2 separate regions of the Homo sapiens genome follow, and region 1 is linked to region 2. Evidence: chromatin contacts called from ENCODE Hi-C or POLR2A ChIA-PET data. All regions are on one chromosome and are shown on one strand. Each heading gives the region's core, a stretch centred on a gene start or an enhancer-like site at or near the end of the contact. The rest is flanking DNA. Distances are from core to core; before and after follow the strand shown.

Region 1 (3,415 bases), core at 568-3,067, 140 kb before region 2:
GGTAGCTGAGGCAGCAGAATCGCTTGAACTTGGGAGGCAGAGGTTTTAGTGAGCTGAGATTGCACCACTGCACTCCAGCCTGCGTAACAGAGCGAGATTCTGCTTCAAAATAAATAAATAAATAAATAAATAAATAAATAAATAAATAAATAAAAATAAAAGTGACTCTTGGTCCTGGAATGTCTGGGAAATAGCAGGAAAATGGGCAGAACTTCCTCTAATCAGCCTTCCCTTTTGTGCACTCAGAACCATGATCCCGCTCCCAGCTCCCCTGGACCCCTGCTGAGGTGCCTGCTGCAAATGGATCATGCTCTGTATTTTACAGACGTTGTCTTGGTTGCTGCCATCATAACCCCTCAGGGCCCAGGTCTCACAGTACCCTCCGACAGAGCTATTTAAGCCCCCAAAAGCCCCAGCTGTTTCCATACTTCCACCTCCCAACTCTGAGTCTCAACGATGCTTGCCTCCTCCTCTCAGCATCCCACATCAGATCCCAAGTTACTCAGGATTTATAGGACTCTCAGGAAAGCAGTGAATCACTCCCCCTTTCTCTACGTATTACTCAATCACAGGTTCCGGAACCAGTTACCAATCAAAGGAAGATACCAAATATCTCCAGCCTTTGTCTTGGGTGAGTAGGACTCAGCCAGGTTCTTCAGACAGTGTTGAGAACACAGACCAGTCAAGCTTGCATATTTTCTAAAGATTTACTGGACTCTCTGTACTTTCACAGAAGCAGACAATGGCCCTTCACCAGTAAGACCAAGAGAATAAGAAAAAATAATACAAGTTATGTATTGAATGTTTACCAGTTTTCTAATCACTTCACAGGCCTTACCTTTCATTGAAATTTACAAGATCCTGATGCGTTATGTGGTTGTTGTCCTCCTCATTGTTGCTGCTATTATTTTGCAAGGAGAAAGACTGAGGCTCAGAGTGTTTAATTAATTTACCCTTCCATTGTCAGGCAAATGACAATGCTTTTTTGAAACACGTATCTGTGTTGATTCCAAAACCTGAGCTTTTAAAAGTATTAAAAATAACAAAAGCTGACATTTAATGATCACATTACCGAATGCTAGGCGCTAAGCTAAGCATTTAACATGCCTTCTATTCTTTCCTGTAATGATCCCACGAGGTAGGCATCAATATGCCCATTTTAGAGAAGAGGTCACTGAGGTCCAGAACAGCTAAGTATCTGGTCCAAGGACTTATGGCTGATGAGCAGAGAAGCAGGGATTCCAGCCCTAGTCTTCTGACCTCGGAGTCTACTTACCCACAGCACTATGGGAACCTCTACAAAAGTTTTATGGAGGACCTCTGGCCCACAGAGAAGAATTATCTCAAAATGTTTCCCTATGCAGACTCAGTCCTCTGACCAAAACCCAACATCCTACTTTTTTAAATTCAAATCAATAGCAAAAGCAGAGATTGAGATTTGTATCTTTAAGCTACAATTCAAAACTTTGTCTTATTCTTAAAACACATGATAATATACAATCACCTCCAGTGGAGCCACCTAAGCCCCCAGCTGCCCCAGCTACTTCCATACTTTCGTCTCCCAACTCTGAGTCTCCACAATGTTTGCCTCCTACATCAGATCCCAAGTTACTCAGGATTTATAGAACTCTCAGGAAAGCAGTGAATCTCTACCCCTTCCCCTACCTGTTCCTCAATCACAGGTTCTAGAACCAGTTACCAATCAAAGGAGATACTAAATATCTCCAGCCTTCGTCTTGGGTGAATGAGAATCAGCCAGGCAGAGAGGCGTCCTCCAGCAAGGAAGACCAGCTTGTGCCAAGGCCCAGCGGAGACAAGACACAATGGGGTATTTCCGGAGCTGCTTATACTTCAGCATGACACAGCCTGGTAAGTGGGCTGGGAGCACGCAGCCGCTCCTTTGTGAAAGGGCAGGCTCCGAAAGGTGGATTCCCCTGGTGTCCCGTATCCTCGGATTTTGCACCACTCAGTGCCTCCATTCCTGGGCAGCTGTCCTCAGTAGTACCCAGCACAGGCAACTGACCACTGTAGATCAAGACTGTTTCTCCAGATCTTGACTCATCTCAGCCTCAGAGCAAACCATTTCTACATTTGTATAATGCTATTCACCAGAGGCCACTGGTCATGACAGCTGTGACATCTACCCCCATGTTCTTTTGGCTGTCTGGTCAATTATTTTCATCTCAAAGCCCCATAATTTCCCAGGCTGGCACGGTAGCCAGGGCACAGGGTCAGGAATCATATATACCTAGGTTCTAGTCATGCATCTTTTCTTTACCAGCTGTGTGACCTAGGACATGTCACTTTGCTTCTCCAAAACCCAATTGCCTTACCGTTAACTGGGGATTATAAAGCCCTCCTTCCATAGTGTTGCTGTGAGGATTAAATATGCTAACCAAAGACCTGGTATGAAGAAGAGGTCCCATGTGTGTCATTAAGCCCTTTTCCCCTACATAACCAAGTGCATAGTGCATAGACGTAGTGAGACAGTGATTAGACCTTTTGAGCAAGGGAACTTCAAAGAGAGCTCACAGTGTTGCCAGAACTCTCTGAATGGATTCATTTATAGAGAGACTGTAAAGAAAGCACACAAAGCCGTGAACTCAACCCTTCACTTGTCCCTGCTCTTCATATTCAAATGTTGGAAAGACAGGACAAGCCGGACCAACATGCAGGGAAAGGTGACCACAAAGCCAGGTGTGTGAAGGGAATGAGGAAGGGGATTGGGCAGGTGCTCACTGAAGAAAGACATCTCCACAGGGGCCAGCCCACCAACGAACACCTTCTTCCTGATTCCAGCTGAGCCTTGGAAGCCAGGTACTTCCTCTACATGCTATGCTCCTAAGAGTCTGTAGACCCCACCAAAGGTCAAGAAATTGCAAAAAATCTTTATAGACTCTAAAAGAAAGAAAGCTTTTTTTTTTTTTCCTGGAGTGCCATGGTGCGATCTCCGCTCACTGCAACCTCCACCTCCCGGGTTCAAGCAATTCTCCTGCCTCAGCCTCCCGAGTACCTGGGATTACAGGCATGTGCCACCACGCCCAGCTAATTTTTTGGTATTTTTAGTAGAGACAGTTTCGCCATATTGGCCAGGTTGGTCTTGAACTCCTGACCTTGCGATCTGCCCACCTTGGACTCCCAAATTGCTGCGATTACAGGCTATTTTATTATTTTTTTAGAGACAGGGTCTCGCTCTGTTGCCCAGACTGGAGTGAAGTGGCAAAATCATAGCTCACTGCAGCGTCAACCTACCCACCTTAAGCGATCCTCCCTCTTCAGCTTCCTGAATAGCTGGGCCTACAGGCATGTGCCACCATGCCTGGTTAATTTTTTAATTTCTTTTGTAGAGATGGGGGGGGTCTCCCTATGTTGCCCAAGCTGGTCTTGAACTCCTGGACTCAGGTGATCCTCTAGC
Region 2 (3,431 bases), core at 582-3,081:
GATGGAAGGAGGGAGCTACTCTGATTTTCATCACGATCCTCTCTGATCCTCACATGATAATGCAAGGCAGGCAAGATTAACCTCCTTCTACAGATGAGAAGACCAAGGCTCTTGGATGAGGTTTAAGACCTAGGTCTTTCTGACTCAGGAATCTCAAAGGCTACTGGCCTTGGTGCAAGCATCACTGGTCTTCATGGGAATGGAGCCTGCTGACGGCTGGCAGGAATGCTGGGGTGGATAATGAGACTTGGGATAGGCTTGGGCTGTCATCACTGCAGCCCTTTCTGCTGACTTAGGAGGAACAGCCTGCAAGGTCCCTGGAGAGTCAGATCACTCCATCCTGGACCAAGGCTGTGAGAGCTGAAGGCTGCCTCGGAGATGCCATCACTTCCTCCCCTTTGAGCCCTGACCTGAGGAACCAGTGTCACAGAGGGTGGGGACTCTCAAGCAGTGTGCACCTGTGACACGTGCTGAAGGAGGGTCCACCATGAGCCAGGCACTGGGACAGCCACTACACTTTTCATCTTGCTTAACCTCTCAACCCACCCTGGGATGGTGATGTCATACCCATGTAACAGACAGAGAAACTGAGGCCAAGACAGGAGAGCTGACTTGTTTATGATCACACATCCATAAAAGAGCAGAGCCAGGGCTCCAACTCAGGTCTTTCTGGGGCCAATGCCCTTACTGTCTATTCCCTTTACTGCCCAGAGGCATCAGTGAGTTACAATCCAGGTCACTGCCTCCAATCTTAGTGCACCACTGGGTATTTCCAAGGTACATAGTAAGCATTATCTAGCTGGGCAGCTGATGAAATTTCTATGTTAGTGTTTTCCATATAAAATGCCTTACAAGGTACAATAACTTTCCAAACTGCTTTCATGCTCCTTTCAACTACTCAAAGTACAGACTGGGTCAGAAACCAGCAGCATTGGCATCAGCCAGGCACTTGTTAGACAGAAATGCAGAGTCTCGGCCCTCACCTTAGACCAACTCACTTAGAATCTTGCATTTATCAGGACACCACCCACCCGTGTGATTTACGTGTCCACTAGCATCCCAAAGGCAAAACCATAGACCCCTCGATCAAATCAGCCAAGGAAAAAGTCCTCATTGTAACCACAGCAGTTAAATGACTTCTATAAATACACACAGAGTTAACAGTGAGTGCCACTCCGTGTTTGCACGCTCGAATCTTGCACCCCTCATTGCCTGCCCCTCACTGCCCTCCTGAGAGTCTGTTTCATGGAGGAACTGGCTCCTCAACTTGAGCCCAAGTTCCTGCCTACATCTTCCAAATAAAAAGAAGCCAAATTGTGGGGATCAATTAGTCTTGTTATCCACAAAGGAAATAACACAAAAGGCAGCACTTATCAGTACACAGTGACCAAAGCTCCCCTGCAAGACAGGCAGGAACTCGGTAATTAAAAACTTGGGTCCGTATTTCAGGATCTAATTGTGTGTGATGCTTTGCATGTATCATAGCAACACAGAGACAAGCTGTATCAGCATTTCTCTGGGAACCTGCTTTTCCAAGGATTATAATGAACCCGGCATGTGACAAAAACAAAACCGCCCTGTCCGTCATTGAAGGCCGTTCCTAGGCTTGAACTACTTATGGATATTTACCTGCAGAGTTTGGGTAGGTAGCACTTTTTTCCATTGTATTCTTGTTTCTATTTGCAAAAGGAAAAGAATAACTCAGGGAAAATTTTAAGTGGGACAAGAAGTCGTGTGAGTGATTCTGAGTTTTACTGCTGCTTGGAAATCATCACCAGGATTTTCAGGGTTTATGGCACTGAGTTGGCCACGGGTCAACAATCCACTTGCAGCTTCAAAGTGAACAGGGGAAAGGAAACCGCCACTTACAAAACACACCAGCGATAGCTCCCACGCTTCATTTTAATGGATGTAATATTCAATCTCTCCAGTAATGTCTCCTTTTTGTGGGTGAGAAAACTGAGTATCAGAGAGGATGAGCCATTTTTCCCAAGGTCGCATGACCAATGGGCTAGAATACCAGCCCAGGTCATAAAGCCCAACCTTTGTCCTTTACACCACACTGCCTTGTGCTTCGGTGGCACTTATCAACCCTTGGCACAGTTAACTGCTGCCTGTGTGTTCAGCAAGTGCCAATGTATGAAAAACAAGAAACGATCCTTGTCACTTCACCCAGTTGCAATATGTACCATTGGTTGAATGCCTACTGGGTGTCAAACCCTGAAAGGACTTTTGCATACAGTCTCATAAATCCAGGGATAATAAGTCCCTACATATATGTGCCATCTCTCCTCCATCAGCCATGGCAGACAGCCATAATGAATTTAATTACCCCCTTCCTCTGTTCCCAGACACAGCCTCAGAATCTTTCTCAGCACCACATCGGGAAGCCACTGACTAATAAGGCAGAGTTAGTGTAAGAGGTTTAACAGAATGTGCTGGAGTCAGCTCACAGCTGCACAGAAAAGTAGATGGCACATATCTCTTCCCAAATCTACTCAGTGATGTCACATTGGCTGCTTGGAATCCACCATGGAAGGACTGTGTATACCTTGGAAATTGACAAACACTACACATCAGGGCTTCTGTTTCAAAGAGCTGATTTAACAGCCCACCACCAACTCTATGCCTCTTCTGATCTAAACCTCACTTTTCACAACAACCCATAAGATAAGTAGTATTGGGCTCCATTTTATAAATTAGGAAAATGAGGCTCAAACAAGTAAAGAGGGTTGGCCAAGTCAGACAACCAGCCAGGGCAGAGCTGTAATACTATAAACTCCAGCATGCAATGGCTGCACAGAGCAAGAGAGGGCGAAAATGAGAACGAGTAAAGCCCTCTGTGAATACGAGAGATTATTATTCCTACTGCTGCCATCATTGCTGGGCAGACAGAACTAATGAACCTGGACTTCTGGAGTTCTGCCAGCTCCAGGGCCAGTAATTTCAGAGCTGCCCAGGGTGGAGTTCCCAAGCCTGATCTCCTTCCTTATCATTAGCTAACACCCCTTATTAGGCTAAATTCTTAAAAGCCCCCAAACACTATCTAGAATCTCAATCTGCCCAGGAAAACCGTAACAGAATTTCCTCAGTGGCAGCGGAATCTGTTTACATGGAGCTGAGAAGTTTATTTGGGGTTGGGTTGTTTTGTTTGTTTGTTTGCTTGCTTGCTTGCTGAGTTTAGCAACCAATCCTATAAAATGTGGCTACTACGTATCTATATCACATTCTTTCCTTCTACAAACTCTTACGAACACCTCCTAATAAATCCAGAAATACCCTGTGAGACCTAGCTCCTAGCAGGTGCAATAGGATGGTGATGGGGGAGAGGTCAAAGAAAGTCAAGTAATAATAGTAATAGTTAACACTCACTGGGCACCTATTATGTAGCAAGTACTATTTCACACACTCTCATTATCGCATTTAATCTT

Evidence for each region. A loop is a pair of places that touch in the nucleus more often than their neighbours do. ChIA-PET counts read pairs that join two places held with the same protein, here RNA polymerase II (POLR2A). Pooled maps may share reads with other maps.
Region 1: a loop to region 2 is called in a map of Right ventricle myocardium inferior, with 1.8 times the contacts of the local background. The contact joins the promoter of LINC01177 here to the enhancer-like site in region 2. A Hi-C loop is called at or near these places in 3 of 168 maps with a recorded cell type or tissue (A673, Right ventricle myocardium inferior and left cardiac atrium) and 7 of 50 pooled maps. POLR2A ChIA-PET finds 5 or more read pairs at or near these places in 1 of 52 experiments (Panc1).

The regions. Positions count from the first base shown.
Region 1 is chr16:9,443,387-9,446,801 of GRCh38, reverse strand. LINC01177 (long intergenic non-protein coding RNA 1177) reads left to right here and starts at 1,817. Exons shown (of 4, transcript NR_126397.1): 1 at 1,817-1,869; 2 at 2,650-2,817. LINC01195 (long intergenic non-protein coding RNA 1195) reads left to right here. Exons shown (of 5, transcript NR_126349.1): 4 at 573-631; 5 at 734-789.
Region 2 is chr16:9,307,096-9,310,526 of GRCh38, reverse strand. No RefSeq gene overlaps it. Among named protein-coding and RNA genes, the nearest start is that of LINC02177, 47 kb to the left of the region's middle. Within about 2 kb of position 1,831, at least 4 of the 41 ENCODE cell types and tissues checked have a DNase peak (open chromatin) inside an H3K27ac peak, as active enhancers do.